4 separate regions of the Mus musculus genome follow, and regions 2, 3 and 4 are each linked to region 1. Evidence: chromatin loops called from intact Hi-C (ENCODE). Cell type or tissue: left cerebral cortex. All regions are shown on one strand.

The links. Hi-C counts contacts between places; a loop is a spot of excess contacts. Peaks named below come from ENCODE experiments on the same cell type or tissue, not always from the same donor. Only the 100,000 strongest peaks of a DNase experiment are listed, where the experiment ranks them.
Region 2: it touches region 1 in a loop (3-fold over the local background); 11 of 42 quality-filtered maps call a loop at or near these places.
Region 3: it touches region 1 in a loop (3-fold over the local background); 9 of 42 quality-filtered maps call a loop at or near these places.
Region 4: it touches region 1 in a loop (5-fold over the local background); 36 of 42 quality-filtered maps call a loop at or near these places.

The regions. Positions count from the first base shown.
Region 1 is chr7:80,384,114-80,389,113 of GRCm38, reverse strand. Fes (feline sarcoma oncogene) reads left to right here and starts at 1,168. Exons shown (of 19, transcript NM_010194.2): 1 at 1,168-1,277; 2 at 1,771-1,992; 3 at 2,130-2,303; 4 at 4,827-4,923. The coding sequence starts at 1,780. In left cerebral cortex, a CTCF peak has its summit at 2,717 (motif pointing left); DNase peaks (open chromatin) are centred at 1,063, 2,369 and 2,714; H3K4me3 peaks cover 1,642 bases; H3K27ac peaks cover 1,360 bases.
Region 2 is chr7:80,718,099-80,723,098 of GRCm38, reverse strand. It overlaps Iqgap1 (IQ motif containing GTPase activating protein 1), which reads left to right. Exons shown (of 38, transcript NM_016721.2): 35 at 1-137; 36 at 2,108-2,230. Among named protein-coding and RNA genes, the nearest start is that of Crtc3, 32 kb to the right of the region's middle. In left cerebral cortex, a CTCF peak has its summit at 3,099 (motif pointing right); a DNase peak (open chromatin) is centred at 1,856.
Region 3 is chr7:80,847,240-80,852,239 of GRCm38, reverse strand. No RefSeq gene overlaps it. Among named protein-coding and RNA genes, the nearest start is that of Zscan2, 11 kb to the left of the region's middle. In left cerebral cortex, a CTCF peak has its summit at 2,302 (motif pointing right); a DNase peak (open chromatin) is centred at 2,332.
Region 4 is chr7:80,577,760-80,582,759 of GRCm38, reverse strand. No RefSeq gene overlaps it. Among named protein-coding and RNA genes, the nearest start is that of Gm42398, 24 kb to the right of the region's middle. In left cerebral cortex, a CTCF peak has its summit at 2,185 (motif pointing right); a DNase peak (open chromatin) is centred at 2,183.

The DNA.
Region 1 (5,000 bases):
GGCTTAAGTCAGAAGGCTTAAATGCCTCTAAGAGGTCTAGGGCTTCCACTGCTGAGGTCTGAGGGGATCCTGAGTGAACCCAGATCTGTGTGCTCCTTGGTTTTATCATGACATAAGCTAGTGTCACCTGGGAAGAGAAGCTTCAGTTGAGAAGTTGCCTCCATTGGATTGGCCTGTGGGCAAGTCGGTGGAGCATTTTGATACTGGCTGATGTGGAAAGGCCCGGTGTACTGGGGGTGTCTACCTTCCCATACAAAGATCCTGGGGTGCCTGTGAAAGCAAGTGGCCAGCGAGCAGTGTCCTCCGTGGTTCCTGTTTCAGCTCCAGCCCTGACTTCCCTTGGTGGTGGACTCTAATCCTTAAATCAGACAATCTCTCTCTCCAGGCTGCTTTCAGTTCTGGTGTTTATCACAGCTAGCCGAGCTCACCTTTAATCTCAGCATTTGGGAGGCAGAGGCAGGGCATCTCTTCATCTGAGGCCAGCCTGATCTACATAGCAAGTTCTAGGACTACACAGAGAGACCCTTTCTCAAAATAAAAGAAAAAACAAAACAAACAAACAAAAAAAACCCCAGCAAACCAGGATTGAATGGCTGGGGGAACCTGAGTCCCTCATGGGGAAATAATTTCTCCTCAGTTCTATACCCCACGCTGGCCCAGGCTGCCACTGAGACTCAACGCCCTGCCTGAGAGAAAGGGTGCTACCGGAACCCGGGCCCGAGAAGCAGGCCTCTGCTTAGGATTTTGACTTGGAGATTTTATATGCAAATAGTGGCTGGCGCCTGAGGTCTCCTTAGGGAATCCAGAGGAGGGACAGGATTAGGCTTCCTTCCTCTATGTCCCCCTGGCACCCTAGCACGCTGTCAGGATTCACATTAGTCCACACACCCTGGGTGCCCCGGGGGTCCCAACACCCTGCCTGAGGCCTCACCTTGAGTCCATCCCCACTGCATTTTGGGTTCCTTCCCCCGCGTTCGCGGGACCCTGGAGAGTGCCTGGTTCACAGGCCACTCTTCGCATGGCCATTCTTTGCCGGCCTCCTCCTCCCTTCCGTTTCCGTGGCTGAGCTGTCGCTGTAGGCTGTGGCCCAGGGCACGCAGAGTGGGGAGCAGGATGGGGGGGTGGGCTGTGCTCTCTCTTCCCTATAGTGGACCCGCCCCGCGGCCTAGGGCAACTGAAACCACGGAGGAGGAAGCAGGAATCAGGAACTGGCCCGGCAGATTCTGGGCCTTAGTCGGTCCACCGCCACCTACCCCAGGAGCAGCTGCCCGAGAAAGGTAACTCCACCTTCGAGATCCAGGAGTTTATGTGGAACACGGGCAGGGCTGGGCACCGGAAAGGGGCCAGGCGGGTGTTCTGGGAACCTGAAACCTGATGGGGGTGGGGCTAGGATCTTGGGAAGAGCAGGAAAGCCCAGTGATAGGGTTTTTTTTCGGTGGCTCCCGGAGGCCGCAGTCCAGCACTGTTGAAGGCCCTGGGCAGGGCAGGAGTCGGTAACACCCAGGAATGGTGTGGGGGAAGGGTCCTGTTAGGGACCTCCAGTCTGGTTCCTGGAAACAGGACCACTGGCTCTGAAATCTAGTCTAGTACATCGGAAGCAGAAGGGCCAGCCCCAGTCCAGGCTGCTCTCTGCACCTCTTGGTATTTTTTTTTTTTTTCTAAGCAGAACCCCACCCATGTCCCGCCCGCAGCCCTCTTCGACCGTAGCCTCATCTTCCATCACCAGCCGCTTCTTTTGTCTCCACTGAATGACCCGGTTTCTGTCCCCAGGACACCATTATGGGCTTCTCTTCAGAGCTGTGCAGCCCCCAGGGCCACGGGGCAGTGCAGCAGATGCAGGAAGCTGAGCTGCGCTTATTGGAGGGCATGAGGAAGTGGATGGCCCAGAGGGTCAAGAGTGACCGGGAATATGCAGGATTGCTTCACCACATGTCCTTGCAGGACAGCGGAGGCCAGAGCTGGAGCAGCGGCCCCGACAGCCCTGTCAGCCAGGTGAGCTTCCGTGAGCTCTCCCATTCACTTGCCCTCATCACCTCCCCGCTTAGAGGTGGGGTTGGAAAGGATGCAAACCCAGGCTTGCGGGCCATTGCCCTGTTCTTCCCATTTCCCTATCCCACAATGTGCTGTAGTCCTGGGCAGAGATAACAAGCCAGACCGAGAACTTGAGCCGGGTGCTGCGGCAGCATGCAGAAGATCTGAACTCGGGGCCCTTGAGCAAACTGAGCGTGCTGATCCGGGAGCGGCAGCACCTGAGAAAGACGTACAACGAGCAGTGGCAGCAGCTGCAGCAGGAGCTCACCAAGGTAGGCGGGCACCCAGAGGACGCTGTCGCAATAAGGTGCAGTTTTACACAAGAGTGCTTAGGGAAGCAGAAGTCACTGACCGCAGGCCCAGCTCCAGGATGGCCTGTGTGGCCTTGCCGCTGCAGCTTCCTCCTTTCCTCTCACAACTTTGGCTAACTTGCTACAGGGCCTGTTGAGCCACTGTGAGGGACTTGGGGGGGGGGGGCAAGTGTGCTTAGAGTGGACCCCGCCAGGGCCCCAGAGGCCGAATCCTGCCCTGGTCTGAGTCCCAGCAGCTCTTCAGCTACAGGCTGGGTTACAGGCAGCTGCTTTGTCTCTGGGTGCCTCTCTCCCCAATTCACTCACTGGTCAATCTCCCAGTACCACACCCCTCATTGCCACAGAGCTGGGTCCTACCATGGACCCACAGCGCCCTCTTGTGGTCCGCCTTCCCAGACTTTCCTAACTCAATTCTAGTTAAGGGTTTCATGCTCATTTGTCCTCCCATCGTTTGGGATCCTATGTTTCAGCGAAAGAATGGAGTAATTCCTGCAGAACTCTATGACCTACATGCTCGAAATATATACTAGCTGGCTCTTTAAGACTTTCCAAGTTGCCAGGCAGTGGTGGTGAACGCCTTTAATCCTACCACTTGGGAGGCAGAGGCAAACTGATCTCCAAGTTAGAGGCCAGCCTAGTCTGCAGAGTGAGTTCCAGGACAGCCAGAGCTACACAGAGAAACCCTGTCTCAAAAACATACCCCCCCCAAAAAAAAAGACTGGCAAAGTCTATGGATTCAATCAGTTACAGATGGGGAACCTGAGATTCAAAGAAGCCAAATGAAGCTTGCACATTTTGTCCCAGCATCCAAGCAAGAGAACTGGGCTGAGCATTCCAGTCTTGGGCCACCACCCGCTGTTCCTACTACCAGGAACATACTGTGCAGGGCTCTGAGCAAAATAAAAATGTTGGAAGTTAAGGTAAAAGACAAGTGTATGGTGGTCTATAATCCTTGCACTCAATCAATAGAGGCAGGAGGATTGCCATAGGTTGCAGACTGTCTTGGGCTATAGAGCAGGGGAACTTGCCCAGAACAAAACAAAACAAAACAAAACAAAACAAAACAAAACAAAACAAAAAGCTAGCGAGGCGGCTCGGTGTGTGAAGGTTGATTTACTGCCTTGCCTGACAACCCGAGTTTGGTCCCTGGGACTCACAGTAAGGAGAGACCCAGCTCCTGCACCTTGTCTTCTGACACTTCTACATGTGCACCATAGCACACACACACTCACACACACTCTCTCTCACACACACACATACACACACTCACACACACACTCTCACACACACTCACACACACTCTCACTCACACACTCACACACACACACACACACTCTCACTCACACACACTCTCTCTCACACACACACATACACACACTCACACACACACTCTCACACACACACTCACACACACACTCTCACTCACACACACACACATACACACACTCTCTCTCACACACACACATACACACACTCACACACACTCTCTCACACACACTCACACACACACACACACTCTCACTCACATACACACACTCACACTCACACACACACACACACACACACAAGCATGATTTTGTAGGGCTTAGTGTTAAGAATGTTTACTCTTTTTTAGAGGATCAGAATTCAGATCCCAATACCTACACCAAACAAAGCTTACAAATACCTATGACTTTAGCTCCCAGAGATCTGACAGCCTCTTCTGGCTTTGGTGGGCATGCCTTCCTGTACATACATACAACCACATATACATAAATGGAACAAAATTTTAAAATAAAATAGTAACTCAGTGTGAACTTGAGTGTCGTGGCTCATGTGTGTAATCCCAGCATTCCAGAGATAGGACTGTGACAAATTTGAGGCCAGCCTGGGCTACAGAATGGGTCCTGGGTAAGCCTGGAATAGTCTTGAGGTAGTGAGGCCCTACCTCAAAAAAAAAAAATTATGAGAAGGAAAAGAATTTCAATATGATAACCAAGCCTAAGGAGGTTTTTTTTGGGGGGGGGGGGTTCAAGACAGGGTTTCTCTGTATAGCCCTGGCTGTCCTGGAACTCACTTTGTAGACCAGGCTGGTCTCAAACTCAGAAATCTGCTTGCCTCTGTCTCCCGAGTACTGGGATTAAAGGCGTGCACCACCACCACCCTTCCGCATCATGAATACATTTCAAAGGCAGAAAACCAGGGACTGGGCGATGGCTCAGGGGCCCGGCGGAATTTTTTTTTTTTTTTGACTATAGGGTCATATGAATCTACATATCTGCCACCAGGAAGGATAGTAGGAGCCTGTCCCGAATTCTTTCCTGCCTCCTTCAGCAGCTCCTCTGACCCTGACCTTAGCAGCCCCCTTCCCCACAAGTCTCCAGACTCCCTGGGAAGGATGAGTTCCTCTAACCTGACAGCCTGGGCGGCAGGACCTTGCCTCAGATGTGATTGCCCCAGGCGTAAGGGTCTGCCTCCGCGCCCTGACCTCCCTTTTCCTTCCAGACCCACAGCCAGGACATTGAGAAGCTGAAGACTCAGTACCGGACCCTGGTACGAGATAGCACCCAGGCCAGGCGCAAGTACCAGGAAGCCAGCAAAGGTTCGCTCTTCTTCCTGGCAGGGAGAAAACCCAGTCTAGTAGACCTATAGCTAGTGCCCAGGGAGTGGGGGCTGCTC
Region 2 (5,000 bases), 330 kb before region 1:
AGGAGGAAAGCTGAATTGGTAAAACTGCAGCAGACGTACTCGGCGCTGAACTCTAAGGCCACCTTTTACGGCGAGCAGGTGGACTACTACAAGAGCTACATCAAAACCTGCTTGGATAACTTGGCCAGCAAGGGCAAGTGAGTCTTTGTTTTTCATTATTCCAGGGTGGGAATTAGGGGATGGAGAGAATTAGAAACAGCTTCTAACGTGACAATGAGACAAGTGTTTTAGTTTTTATTAAATGTCCTGTTGCTACCGGGGAGTGGTGGCACATGCCTTTGATCCCAGCACTTGGACAGGTGGATCTCTGAATTTGAGGCCAGCCTGGTGTACAAAGTGAGTTCCAGGACAGCCAGGGCTACACAGAGAAACTCTGTCTCGAAAAAACAAAACAAATGTCCTGTTGCTAATGTGGGGAGGGAAGGGGAGGGAGTGTGTGTAGATGTCAAAGGACAACTCCAGGGCTGGTCCATCTGTCTGCCCCGACTCCCAGGACCTTCTGAACTCTGTCTCCAGGCTCTTGCGGCAAGGGCTTTACTGGCAAAGTCATGTTGCTGGCTTGAGGTTGGATTTTTCTTTCTTCTTTTTTGAGATAAGCTCTCACTGTCTCCCGACTGGTCAGGAACTCAGTCTGTAGACTAGGCTGGGCTCAAACTCAGATATCCTCCTGCCCCTGTCTCCCAGGTGCTGGGATTAAAGGTATGTGTCACCGCCTCACTTGACTGTCACTGAACTACAGCACCCAGGACCTACCTGCTGCATCACTTCTTGGTTTTGCTTCTGATGTCTGCACAATTGCCTGGCTCCATCTGTTGGTGTGATGTGGGGGAGATGGGAAGGGGCTTGGAGATGCTTATTTCTAAGTACTTGTTGTAAAGTATTGGTTTAGTCTAGATGTCAGTGAATCCTGGAAGGGGACCATCTAACTTGGCTTCCAAATCTCCCACTAAGCATGATGGTGCACACCTGTAATTCTAGCATGAGTCAGGCTGGCCTCCAAACCGACCAACCTCTGAAAGACTTTATAAACATTTAGGCTCCCGATGCCTGTAGGCAGGATCACAGGCTCCAGGGAAGGCTTTCCTGTGCTGGTCACAAACCTGAGCCTGCGTTTTACAGGGAAGAAACTGCAAGCTCCCACCCTTTTCTTCTTAGAAATTTCAAACCTCAGAACGGTTGAAGGAAGAAGACACCCATGAGCCCTTCCCATGGATTCTCTGGAATTTAAATTGTGTTTCCTACACCCCGACCCTCTAGCTCACATGCGCATCCTTGGGTGGGGGGGATGGAGCTAGTATGTAGAGGTGGTCCCCTACTACCCTGGAGCCTTTAGCGGCGTGTTCGTCCTTGTTGGGGCTGTCTTTTGTGCTTTCTGGCTTTCTGATGAATTCTGTGTCAGGTTTAATTTGTAGTTTGCTCTGTTCAGGCCTAGAGTGAAGATCTCTCCAAGCTGCCCTAACTTCATTTAGAAACCAAGGTCTAGCTGTCCTCCTTGCCCCGTTGACATTTTTAGGTCTTCTAGGCAGACACAGTAGGTCTTCACTTTGAATGGCTGAATACTGTGTCATATCGAGGAACTTTTGTTTAATCTTTAAAAACAAAGCAAAGCAAAACCAAACCAAACAAAACAAAAACCAAAACCAAAACCGATGGATGGAGTTGGAGAGTGGCACAGTGGTTAAAATCCCTGGCTGCTTTTCCAAGGCAACCAGCTTCAATTGTCAGCACCCACGTGGAGGCGCACAGCTGTCTGTAACTGAAATCCCAGGGACTCCGATGCCTACGCAGGCGTACAGGCAGACAAAGCACTTACACACATAAAATAACAAATCTCAAATTTTTACTTAAAATGTCTGCACCAGCTTCTTTAAAATGTGCTGCTCTGCCAATGTAGGCGTTTTCTGAGAGTAAACTGGAAGTGCATGGGCGACAGAAGTTGTCTGTCACGGTCAGTCTTCAGTTGTCTTTGCTGAGGACCACCCCCACTCACACCCCGCCCACTTCCCTGCCACCCTGTGGAGGCCCATCTTCTCCCCATGGTTACTTTTCTTAGCTTTGATGTCCCTGATGCCCATTAACATCCCTGTCTTTTTCCTAATCTTCCCAGGGTCTCCAAAAAGCCTAGGGAAATGAAAGGCAAGAAAAGCAAAAAGATTTCTCTGAAGTACACAGCAGCGAGGCTGCATGAGAAGGGCGTCCTTCTGGAGATTGAAGACCTTCAGGCAAACCAGTGAGTGTTTGCTTTGTATGTTACGTAATGTTTCTGTGTGTGTGTGAGAGAGAGAGTGTGAGTGTGTGTGTGTGAGAGAGAGACAGAGACAGAGACAGAGAGACAGAGAGTGTGTGTGTGTGTGTGAGAGAGAGAGAAAGAGAGAGAGAGTGTGTGTGAGAGAGAGAGTGTGTGTGTGTGTGTGTGTGAGAGAGAGAGAGAGAGAGAGAGAGAGAGAGAGAGAAAATGAAGCCAGGTGACCAGTGTCAAGTGCTCTTTTCCTCTTCACACTCCACCTTATCGTGTGTGCACACATGTGCTAGTGTCTGTGTGTAAGTGTGCCATTGTTGGGCGTGCTGTTCCTCTTCCCACTGCGTTGTTTTTGGGGCGAGGCCTTTCACTGAACCTGGAGCTCATCTGTTCTGCTAGGCTGGCTGGCCAGCGAGCTCCTGGGGTCTGCCAGTGCTCACCCCCCTCACTCCCTGCTGTGGTTGCAGGCTTGCGCTGCTGTGCCCAGATGTTTACATGGATGTTGGGCATCTGATCTGAGGTCCTCATGCTTGAGCAGAGTGGACTTCACCTGCGGAGCCATGGCCTCTCATATGTCCATTCTGACTTTGTTCTAGAAGCTGGTTTTAAAATTTGAATTTATCACATCATTATCTCATTTTTCTTATTTCTCTTTCTAGGTGGCTCTTTTATGTATTTTATACATTTATATATAAATGTTTTTTAATGTGCAGAGTGACATTTTACAAAGTTCTGAGTGCTGGGATTAAAGGCACGCGCCACCACCACCCAGCTGAAAATGTCTTTTTTTTTTTAAGGATTTATTTATTTATTATATGTAAGTACACTGTAGCTATCTTCAAACACACCAGAAGAGGGCATCAGATCACATTACAGATGGTGTGAGCCACCATGTGGTTGCTGGAATTTGAACTCAGGATCTTCGGAAGAGCAGTCTCAGTGCTCTTAACCGCTGAGCCATCTCTCCAGCCCTGAAAATGTCTTTTTTAAAATTGCGTCTATTTTATATGTGTGCACCCGCATACACCATGATTGATATATCCGTGGAGCTGGGTGCAGGAGTTGGTTATCTCTCTCTGCCTCATGGGTCCCAGGGATAGAACTCGGGTTATCAGGTTTGAGGACAGGAGCCTTTATTCCCCAAGACTTTGCCACCTGAGAATGAATTTCTTTTCCTCCGTTATGGGCAATAGACATTATATCTATTATTAAAAATGTCTCTTTTATAATAATTACAAATTTCCTTTGTTGGCCTGGTTTAGAACTAACTCACTCTCTCTCTCTCTCTCTTTCTCTCTCTCTCTTTTGTTTTGTTTTTCAAGACAGGGTTTCTCTGTGTAGCCCTGGCTGTCCTGGAGCTCACTCTGTAGACCAGGCTGGCCTCGAACTCAGAGATCTGCCTGCCTCTGCCTTCCAAGTGTTGGGATTAAAGGCCTGTGCCACCACGCCTGGCTTAAAACTCTTAATTATACTTTTTGACTATGTTATTGTAACTGTGATAACACTTATATGTCAGCCAGTGCTTGCATTAGATTGAATGAGGGCCACCTTTTTTTTTTTTTTTTTTTTGAGATAGTGCCTGGCTCTGCTGCCTAGGTTGATGTGGCCTCAACTTATCTCCCCCCTCAGTCTTCTGCACAGCTAGGGCTACAGGCACACAGCATCACGCTCAGCTTTTGGTTTGTGGTGGTGGTGATGAGGCCTCACTGTGTAGCCCAAGCTGACCTTCAACTCATATCCTCTTCCCTGAACCTTCTCTGTGCTAGGATTACAGGCATACACTGCCACTCTGGGCCATGATTGCTTTTTAAAATAGTAAATGCCTACGGTTGAATTTCTAATCCAAGAGTGGTTTTTAAAGCCTCCGGCAGCCACCACGCTCTTTATGGGCCTTGCATCTGACTGCATTAGTTACCTCACATAAGTGAAGCTGTGGACTTTTTATCTATTGTCACTGGCTTGGCCATTCACTTAACATAATGTCCTAGAGATTTAACCACATGACAGGATTTCCTTCATTTTTAAGGCTGAATAATATTCTATTGTCTGTGTGTACCACATTTTGTTCAGCCCTTCATGCATTGATGGGCAGGTGCTGTTTCCGACTCGAAGCTATTGTGAGCAGTGCCGCACCAAACAGGTGCGGACCTCTCCCTGCGTGCCTGCTTTCTTCCTGTGTGTACCCACAAGTGGGGTGGAGGGAGGGCCACATGGTAACTCACGTTCTGGCTGTACGTGCTCTGCAGTACTGTTTGTCATTGTGGTTGCAAATCATTCTGATATATTGTTGCCATAGTGGTTGCAAATCGGGCTGATACCTTGTTGCCATAGTTCCAGCAGGACTGGTGAATGTGGGTAAGAGCCCAAGCTACTGCTCCCTGCCAGCCATGATCGTATAAAATACCTCCGTAAGGGCTGGAGAGATGCTCAGTGGCTAAGAGCACCCCGGCCAGAAAGCTGACAATCATCTGTAACTCCAGCTCCGGGGGTCCGATGCCTGATTCTGGCCTCCATATAAATACATGCTCACACACGCAGACTACACACACACACACACACACACACACACACACGCACACACACGCACTCTTTTTTTTTTTTTAAGTTTATGTTTCTTAGATTTCTGATTGAGGGGTTGTGTTTTTAGCAGGTTTGATTTTGGTGTGATTTGAGTATGGCTTGTGATTCCCCCCCCCCCCCCCCCCCCCCCCCCCCCGCCAACCCCCGGTCAGTTTTTCGACTGATTCTGTTGTGGTGTTTG
Region 3 (5,000 bases), 460 kb before region 1:
CCAGCAACCACATGGTGGCTCACAACCATCTGTAATGAGATCTGACTCCCTCTTCTGGTGTGTCTGAAGACAGCTACAGTGTACTTACATATAATAAATAAATAAATAAATAAATAAATAAATAAATCCTTCCTTCCTTTCGTTCTTTCTTTCTTCCTTCCTTTCTTTCTTTCTTTTCTTCTTTCTTTCTTTCCTTCCTTCTTTCTTTCTTTCTTTCTTTGTTTTGTTGTTTTGTTTTGTTTTTGTTTTTTGTTTTTTCGAGACAGGGTTTCTCTGTGTAGCCCTGGCTGTCCTGGAACTCACTTTGTAGACCAGGCTGGCCTCGAACTCAGAAATCCACCTGCCTCTGCCTCCCAAGTGCTGGGATTAAAGGCGTGCACCACCATGCCTGGCCCCACTTCTTTCTTTATTTAGACATGTAGCCCAGGCTGAACTTGAAGTTCTGATCCTACTGCATCCACATCCAAGTGCTAGAATCCTAGGCACACTTCACCATGCCCAGAAGGAAGACAGGTCCAGTGTGATAGTGGATAGTAGCTGGGTAGGATACAGTTCCCACTCATGCTGTTGCTGGTGGCAGCGATTGCCAGGAGACAATCTGGCCCTTCTCTTGTTAGGATTCTACCTTATATATAGAATCAAGGATACAGATAGCCACATAGAGGGCTGGTGTGATGGCTCAGTGGGTAAGAGTACCCGACTGCTCTTCCAAAGGTCCAGTGTTCAAGTCCCATCAACCACATGGTGGCTCACAACCATCCGTAACGAGATCTGACGCCCTCTTCTGGTGTGTCTGAAGACAGCTACAGTGTACTTACATATAATAAATAAATAAATCTTTAAAAAAAAAAAGATAGCCACATGGATGTTTATCACAGCAGTACTTGCAACAAAAAGTAGAAATAGTTTAATGGTTTAGATGGAGATCTGTTTAAAAGATATAATTGGTCTCTCTATACCTATTCAGCCATTCCTTTAACCTTTAGTTTATTATTATTAGTGTGTAAATGTGTGAGTGTGAGAGGACACACGAATGCCACACATGTGGAGGTTCAAGGACAACTTGCAGAAGTTGGTTCTCCCAGGATCAAGCACAGGCCCCGGGCTTGGGACCAGGGTCTTTGCCCACTGAGCCATTTCCTCCACCCCCTTTGGCAGAGCTAGGAGTATAGTTTAATGGTAGAGCACACCTCAAGGTCTTAAATTCAGTTGCTAGTCCAAAGAAGAATAAGAAAGAGAAGATAGAGAAGATAAAGGAAGAGGAGGAGGAGAAAAGGAGGCAACCGCTCTATACTAACATAGAAGGTCTCCATGTGGGTAAAAGAACAGGTAAAATACAGTGTGCATGTATGGGACAAGCCTTGTGAGAACAACACAGGAGAGAAACATCAAATACGTAGTCTTAGGGATGCTGAATACATTTTTCCTGTTCTAGCCACAAGAAAATGTTAACGGTACAGATGGGGAGGTGGCACAGCGGGCAAAGGGCTTGCTGAGCTGAATTTCATGCCTAGCACCCATGTAAAAAGTCACAAGTGAAGCCAGGTGGTCCCAGCTGGGAAACCTTTAACTCAGGAGGCAGAGGCAGAGGCAGACAGATCTCTGTGAGTTCAAGGCCAGCCTGGTCTACAGAGCGAGTTCCAGGACAGCCAGGGCTACACAGAGAAACCCCGTCTCAAACAAGCCAAAGCAGTGAGAGAGACTGGGAATCATGAGGTTTGGGTTTTTTTTTTCTTTTTTTTTCTTTTTTCTTTAAAGATTTTATTTATTTATTATATGTAAGTTCACTATAGCTGTCTTCAGACATGCCAGAAGAGGTCATCAGATCTCATTACAGATGGTTGTGAACCACCATTTGGTTGTCGGCATTTGAACTCAGGACCTTCAGAAGAGCAGTCAGTGCTCTTAACCGCTGAGACATCTCCAGCCCCTGTTGCTGGTTTTTGCTTTGCCTTGTTTAGGTTCGGAGAAGGATGGAATTGAGTTTTTTGTTTGGGATTTTTGAGACAGAATTTTACTTTGTAGCCTAACTTGACCTCGAACTCACCAATGCCCTGGGCAACTTCAAATTTCTACATCCCTCCTGTCCAGCATCCCTAAAGCTGCGATCACGGATCTGAGCCATCATGTTCAGCTTAACAATCAGACTGATTATCAACTAGCTTCACTAACACTGAGCCTGCTTCAGGATTCCCTGGGTCCTAGAGCACAAGTAATTCCCTATAGACCTGCGGTCTTTCACACTCCAGAAGGAAAGTCCAATCCCCCAAGCACTGGACTGTTTCTGTCATTACTCTTGGCCACCACAAGGTGTCACTATCTGACACCCCTGCAAGTTCTCCCCAGGGTGACATTGCCAGTCCTTCAGAGATAGGCCACTCTGATTCCACTTCTTGCCAGCTACTGAAGTCCTTTCCGGCTCCAGATAACAAACCATTTCCCTTTCCAGAGAGTTTCAATCCAAATTCGGATTTCATTAATTTGCCTTTTTTACTGAACCAAAGAGATAAAGTTCGCCAACCCTCAAGGCTGATTTATCCTTTCCGTTTTGGAGACAGGGTCTCATGTATCCCAGGTTGGTGTGGAACCAGGATTTGGAGCCAAGGATTTGTGATTTTGAACTCCCCAAGAACTAGGGTAGCAGGTGTGGGTCACCATACCTGGAAGCCCCAGCAACTTATTTTATTTTTGAGTTGAGGCAGTCTTGCTCTGTAAGCCAGGCTAGCTTCTAGTTTGTAACGATCCTCTTATCTGCCAAGTGCTACAGTTATAAATACACACCACCACACTCAGCCCCAAAGGGATTTCTAGTACCATGTGTTGGGCATCTCTGTCTTCTTTGCCGCATCACATAAGAGGTTAGTTACTGGTCCTCACTTTCCTGACAGTGAACTTGTCAGCCTTCAGGGCAGCAACCCTCCCAACAGCTAATTCTGTTTATTTCCCTTGAAGGACTAGGAGCTAGGAACCTGTGGGAGACTCTGTGTGTGTGGCATTCCAGTAGAACAGTGGAAATGTAACTCACAGGTGTTACATCTTCAGTTCTACATAGCTAAATGAGACATACATTTTTATATGTCTATAAATATCACATATAAAAGTCCATACCCTAATTTGGTTCATTTGTTTCTGTTTTGAATGTTCTGGCAAATGAGTCTGGGCTATTGTAAATACTAACAACCATTACAACCATACAATTAACCATTGAGCAACATTCAATTCCTTATTCTGTGTGTGTTTATGTAGTATGTATGTGTGTTTGTGTGTGGTGTGTATGTGGTGTATTTTTTTTAAGTTTTATTTATTTTATGTATGATTACACTGTAGCTCTTCAGACACACCAGAACAGGGCATCCATTACAGATGGCTGTGAGCCACCATGTGGTTGCTGGGAATCGAACTCAAGACCTCTGGAAGAGCAGTCCAGAAGTGCTCTTAACCAATGAGCTACCTCTACACACACATACACACACACACACACACACACACACACACACACACACTGTGTGTGTGTTTGTGTTATTGAGATTCAGACTACAAACAGCTCGGTTGCATAGTTAACATAGCAAAGCAGACCTGGCCTCCAGGTTCTCCCAGCATCCCTCAGTCTACTTGGCAAACCCTGCCCTCTACCCTGAACTTTCTAGCCCAGAGGTTGGGCTTCCCCTCCCCCAGAGGTTCTTTCCTATATAATCCAGACATTTTGGTCCCTGTTTCTCTCTTCTCTCCCTTCTCTGCATTTTCCCTCTCCCTGCATGTGTGTGCTCTTTCTCCTTTCTCCTTCTCAGTCTCTTCCTCCTCTCCTCTGTCTCCCACCCCAAGACCTCCTTCCTCGGGACCAGTGAACTTGCCTGAGAGAGGCTTCCCCAAAAGCCTGCCATTACTTACTCTAATCTGGATTGAATTGGCTCATTTCACCAGCAGAGAAATAACTTAGCCTGAGTGTGTGTGTGTGTGTGTGTGTGTGTGTGTGTGTAGGCCAGAGATAGAAGTCAGATGCCTTTCTCAATTGCTTTTCGTTTTAAAATTTTTGATCTGAGTCTCTTACTAAACCTGGAGCTTGCCAATTTGGCTAAAGGCTTGCCAGCAAGCAAGTCCCAAGTACCTCCTCTGTCTACCTCCTCAGCACTGGAATCAAATGTCTGCTGCACCCAGATATTTATTTTGTTTTGTTTGTTTTCTGAGACAGGTTTCTCTGTGTAGCCTTGACCTGCAACTCGCTCACTCTGCTCTATAGACTAGGCTGGCTTTGAACTCAGAGATCTGCCTGTCTCTACCTCTCAAGAGCTGGGATTAAAGTTGTGCACCACTATTGCCTATCTGCACCCAGGTTTTAAGTAGGTATTGGTAACCAAACTCAAGTGCTCAGTATAAAGCAAAAACCAGCACTGTGCTTTGGAGTTATGAGCCTTAGCATTGCACTGTGTTTGCTCTGTATTCATAAGCACATCTCTCGTCTACTTGGAATTCATTTTCATCCTGAGCATAAACACCATCAGAAGCTGAGATGAAGCAGGGCAGTGGTGGCACACGCCTGTAATCCCAGCACTTGGGAGGCAGATCCAGGCAGATTTCTGAGTTGGAGGCCAGCCTGGTCTACAGAGTGAGTTCCAGGACAGCCAGGACTGCACAGAGAAACCCTGTCTCGAAAAAGCAAAAAAAGAAGGAGGAGGAGGAGGAGGAGGAGGAGGAGGAGGAGAAGGAGGAGAAGGAGAAGAAGAAGAAGAAGAAGAAGAAGAAGAAGAAGAAGAAGAAGAAGAAGAAGAAGAAGAAGAAGAAGCAGCAGCAGCAGCAGCTGCTGCTGCTGCTAAGACGGGAGAAGTTGGTGTTTCAGGCCAGCTTTGGGTGCCTTGTGAGACCCTGTCCCCTGATAGAATAAAGTGAACAGCTAGAATCACGAGCAGACAGCTTAGTCAGTACAAATTCTTGCTATCAAGCAGGAGGACCTGAGTTGAGACCCAGCACCCATGTAAAAACTAGATATGGTCTATGCCTGCCTC
Region 4 (5,000 bases), 190 kb before region 1:
TCTGCTGCCAACCTTGAAGGTTTTACAACAGCCTGATTTATGCCTGATGCCTGGGGGAAATTGATAGGGAAAAACAAACAAACAAACAAACAAGAAAAAAAACTACTGTGCTGCTATGCCTCCCAATATAAGTACGGGAGTCCTGACTCGGAGTTGGTGATGGATGGTTGAAGTGTTAGAATTTGGAACTAAAGAAAATAACCGGGCAGTCCTGACTCTGTGTGTGTGTGTGTGTGTGTGTGTGTGTGTGTGTGTGTGTGTGAGAGAGAGAGAGAGAGAGAGAGAGAGAGAGAGAGAGAGAGAGAGAGAGAGAGAGAGATGGTGCTGGAGGCTACTGAGCTGGGAACTGGGAAGTCAGAATTGATTTAGACAGTCCTTGCCTCTGGTTCACATATACCCGTGGGGAAGCAAGACTTCCCCATTGTGATGCACATGCCTGTAGCCTGAGCGCGTTGGAGGTGGAGGCAGGAGGATAGTGAATCTGAGGCTATCCTGGGCTACCTGAGGCTCTGACTCAAAAACAAAAAGGCCAAGAGAAAGAGAAAAATGCATCTCTGGAACTTTCCATTTTCTATTTCTGGGCTGTGATTGCCCACCCCTAACTACAATGGCAACACCATGGATAAAGACAGACTAACTGCTGACAACATGGGTAAGGACAGACTGCTTTTCCCTTGGGAGGGAGCAGGGAGAAAGTTGAATGGTTTTCTGAGTATCAACACGAGCCCCTGAAGTAGGAAATCTTAGCTGCTTCATGAAGCATCTCACAGGAGGGGCCCAAGAGAAGGAGACCCAGGGGCCAGAATCCATGGACACAGCAGCTGTAGGCTAGGCTTTGCAAACTGTCCACCAGTGTCTTCCTGTGATAGCAAAGGACATGCATTGCCCAAACCAGATCCTTCTGGGAGTGAAAAGAAACATCCCGACATCAGCCAGGACCATAGAAGCAAACAGGGTCCCCATTCAGGAGCAGACATGGGGCCTAAGCATATGGACTCTCTAGTGAGACACTGGGGTTAATGTCTGCCCTCCACCCTTTACTGTGAAAAAGAGGCAAGCTGGTGGTTGCTCTCTGCCTCAGTTTCTTTATCAGATAAAGAGAGGGACGCCCCACCTCCCCTCCCCATCACTACAGGATGAGCATCCTCCATTTCTGCTGTTAGTCTTTGGATTCTGTTGCTATTGTTATTTATTGTTAGCTATTGTTCTATAGTCCATACCAGTCTCCAACTGCTGCATTTTGAGAACAACTTCTGAACTCCCCACTTTTTGTTTTCCACCTCCCCAGTGCTGGAATTACAGGCCTATCCCACCACCTCTGGTTATTCTTTATATTAAAGTGAGTCCTTTATTACAAAGACCTCAAACCATGAGAAAATGATTTCTGAGAAGCAATGGGCCCACGACTTCTGAAGTGAACACCTTAGTGTTTGGGACTACTCAGAAAGGTCTCATGGCTGCCTCTGCAGCTGTGCTGGCTCCAGAGCAGCTGGGAGCCGGCAGCTCTGCTCTACCTTCTCAAGATACCAATGCCTACGTAGCCTCAGGAGCCTCCAGACCAACCTCTAACAATGTTTGCTTGTTACTTGTTCCAACCCTTTAAAATCAGGCTTTTCCTCTGGTGGTTTCTTCAGGGGCTTTGATTCTCTCCAAAAAACAAACAAACAAACAAACCTCTGCAAACATCTACAGGTCTTTTATTGGGCCCAGGACGGAGTTCTGCAAGCTGGAGGCTACCTGGGCCCTCACCTCCCGGAACTGGGCCATGAAATTCCACAATGCTGGCCCATCCACGCAGCCCATTAGATGCACTCTCTCAGGAGTCTGAAGCACTAGTAAGAGAGACAGAGAGTCTGGGAGTTAAACCAAATTAATGGCCATGCTCCAGAGAGAAGGTTCTGGGAGGCCTGATCGTTGAGCGATTCCTCAGTCCATGCAAGGGGCTCTGCCGACATTCTCCTTGGAGCCCTGGTGTCGGCACATCAGCTGGCTAGCTTGCCAACGCACACTCCCTAAGGACAGCCTGTGGCGTCCAAACTCTGCCTCTCCACGACCTACATGGCTGATTCTGCCCTCCCTTTGCAATCAGGCAGGGCAGTGGGGGCTGATGATATGTGACTTCCAGTTCAGGCTTTCTGAAGCTGCTTGGCTTGGCTCTGAGGAACTTCCTGTGTGACCCCACAGGGTGGCAGCAGCCACTTGCTGCTAACCACTCCTCCCCTGGGGGGCCTGAACGTCGGCATTCCTGGGACAAGCACTGGTCCTTCTGGGTGCTGAGGACAGGGTGCACAGATGGGGACCTGTGTAGGGTTAGGGTGGTAGCTGCATAGTGAAGAGGGGTTTGTGCTAAAAGACTTCTCAGCATCTTTAGAGTGCCAGTCCATCTCCACGTGCTTGGTGTGGCTACCAGCAGCTTTCAGACTGAGCCCCGAGTCCTTTCAGGCTCCAACATCTTGTGGAGCCGCATGAGAAGTTATGTTCAGAGGTAGATGGAGAGACTGGAAGGCGTTCAAACCCCAAGGGAAAGGGAAGGAGGAGACCAAAGCCAAGAAAAAGACAGGATGCCACGGAACTTCAATATGGAGGACCACAGGAGGCTCAGGGACCAATCCATCAGTGTTTTGTTTTGTTTTGTTTTAAGTTTTACTGTTTTTAATTACGTGTAGGTGTTATGTGTCTGAGCATGGATATGAACATGGAATCACAAGTGCCCTCTGAGGCTCTAATCCCCTGGAGCTGGTGTTACAGGTGATTGTAAGCCACCTGATACTGGTGCTGGGAACCAAACCCAGGTCCTCTGGGAAAGCAGCCAGTGCTCTTAACTACTGAGCTGTCTGTCCAGCCTCTCCGTTAATGTTCTTATCGTAACATCAATATGAGTGCATAGCCAAGAACTCGTGTTTGAGGGACTAAAGCAGTGGCTCAGTGGCTAAGAGCACTGGTTGCTGTTCCAGAGGCCTGGAAGTCATTCCAACACCCATATGGTGGCTCACAACTGCAGACCCACAAGGTATATGAAACCTTCTGGCCCTGTGGGGAGGGGAGGGATTCTCATGTGGTACACAGATACATGTAAAGGTTGAACACCCAGATACATATACACTTTTTTTTTCCTTAAGGAAAAAAGAATTTTGGATCCCAGTACTGCTCGAAAAGGGCCCCATCACCAGTGGAAAACACCCACTGATGATTCCATAGCCATGTGGCAACCATCTCTAGGCTTCTAGTCCTCCAGAGCCCACGAGCAGCCTCTGGGCTAGGTTTTTATTTTATTTTATTTTTAAAGATTTATTTATTTTATGTATATGAGTACAATGTTTCTGTCTTCAGACACACCAGAAAAGGGCATCAAATACCATTACAGATGGTTGTGAGCCACCATGTGGTTGCTGAGAATTGAACTTAGGACCTCTGGAAGAGCAGTCAGTGCTCTTAACTGCTGAGCTATCTCTCCAGCCCGGTTTTTATTTTTGAAATTAAAAAAAAAATGTATCCCTGGTCATCTCATTTGTGAGGATGACAATGTGGCTCTCAAATGCACACTTGTTAAAAATGCAGGTGCCGGGCTGGCGAGATGGCTCAACGGGTAAGAGCACTGACTGCTCTTCTGAAGGTCCTGAGTTCAAATCCCAGCAACCACATGGTGGCTCACAACCATTCGTAATGAGATCTGATGCCCTCTTCTGGTGTGTCTGAAGACAGCTACAGGGTACTTACATATTAAAAAAAAATGCAGGTGCCTGCTAAAGACCCTTATTTGCATACGAATCCAGACCTGACAGGTTAGGGAAGGTTGAGTTTAAAACCACAAGAAAGGCGGGTGCAGTTTTACACACATGTCACAGCAGCCATTCAAGAGAACTAATCAGGAAGTTCATTGTGCTACCCAGAGTGCCAGGCCAGGGGCTGGGGAGGTGACTCACTTGGTAATCACCTGCCATGTAAGTCTGATCTTCTGTAGCCTGCTGCAGAGGTGCATGCCTGCAAGAACACGCTGGAGAAGGCAGAGACAGGCAGGTCCCTGAGACTCACTGACCAGCCAACCTAGCAAAATCGATGAGCTCTAGGTTCAGTGAGAGACCCTGTTCAAAGAATAAAGTAGAGAAAGATTGAGATAGATACTTGAATACACACACATGCATTTGATACCATACACACATGTGCACAAACTCACATTAGCACATACTTACACCACCCGCACCCACATATACACACACAAACTAAGTCCCAGGCGAGGCCAGACTATAGTGTCTCAAAAGCCCTAAACAACAACAAACAAGCTCCCAACAAGGAACAAGAAGGAAAATGCTCTACAGGTCTACAAGTGGCTTCCTGCCTCTGTACAGCATGCACATGTGGTCCAAATCTTATTTAATCCCTCAAGCCCACCTCAGTGGATCAAATAAAGGATTCCCTTGGAAAAGAGAAGACCCCTTTTCAACTTTAAAAAAAAAATAGTAGGGAGGGAGGCAGGAATTGGGAAAGAGAAATGACGTCAACCTCTGGCCCCCATATGTACACCAATACATGCATATATCTTGCTCATCAGTAACAAAGACTTTGAAATTCTGCCTGTGCTCAGAGCTGTAGCATGGGTGGACCGTCAGCCTCTCTGAAGGACAGTCTGGTCCCCACTATCAGCCAAACTGCTGAGGTCTTGGAAGGAAACATGATAAAGATATTTTTATATTGAAATAGAGAAAAACCCTCTAAGCAAAAATCTTTAGAAGGCCTAAGGTTTGACCTTATTTTTAAAAAGCAGTCTCCTAGAGCTGGAGCCCACAGCAAAGGAAAAGAACAAACGATACACACTTCATGCAACAGAAGCATGCACAATCACCCCCAAATACAAAGGCCCCTTTACATCAGAGGGCGCATCGTCAGAGCCTAATGCAGACATGGCCCAAGGATAAAGAGCAGTCAGTCATAAGGGGAGAAACTCAAACAGCCAGCTGTGGAGAAATGACACGGCCGCTCGAGGCAGATCAGAGGAACGCGAA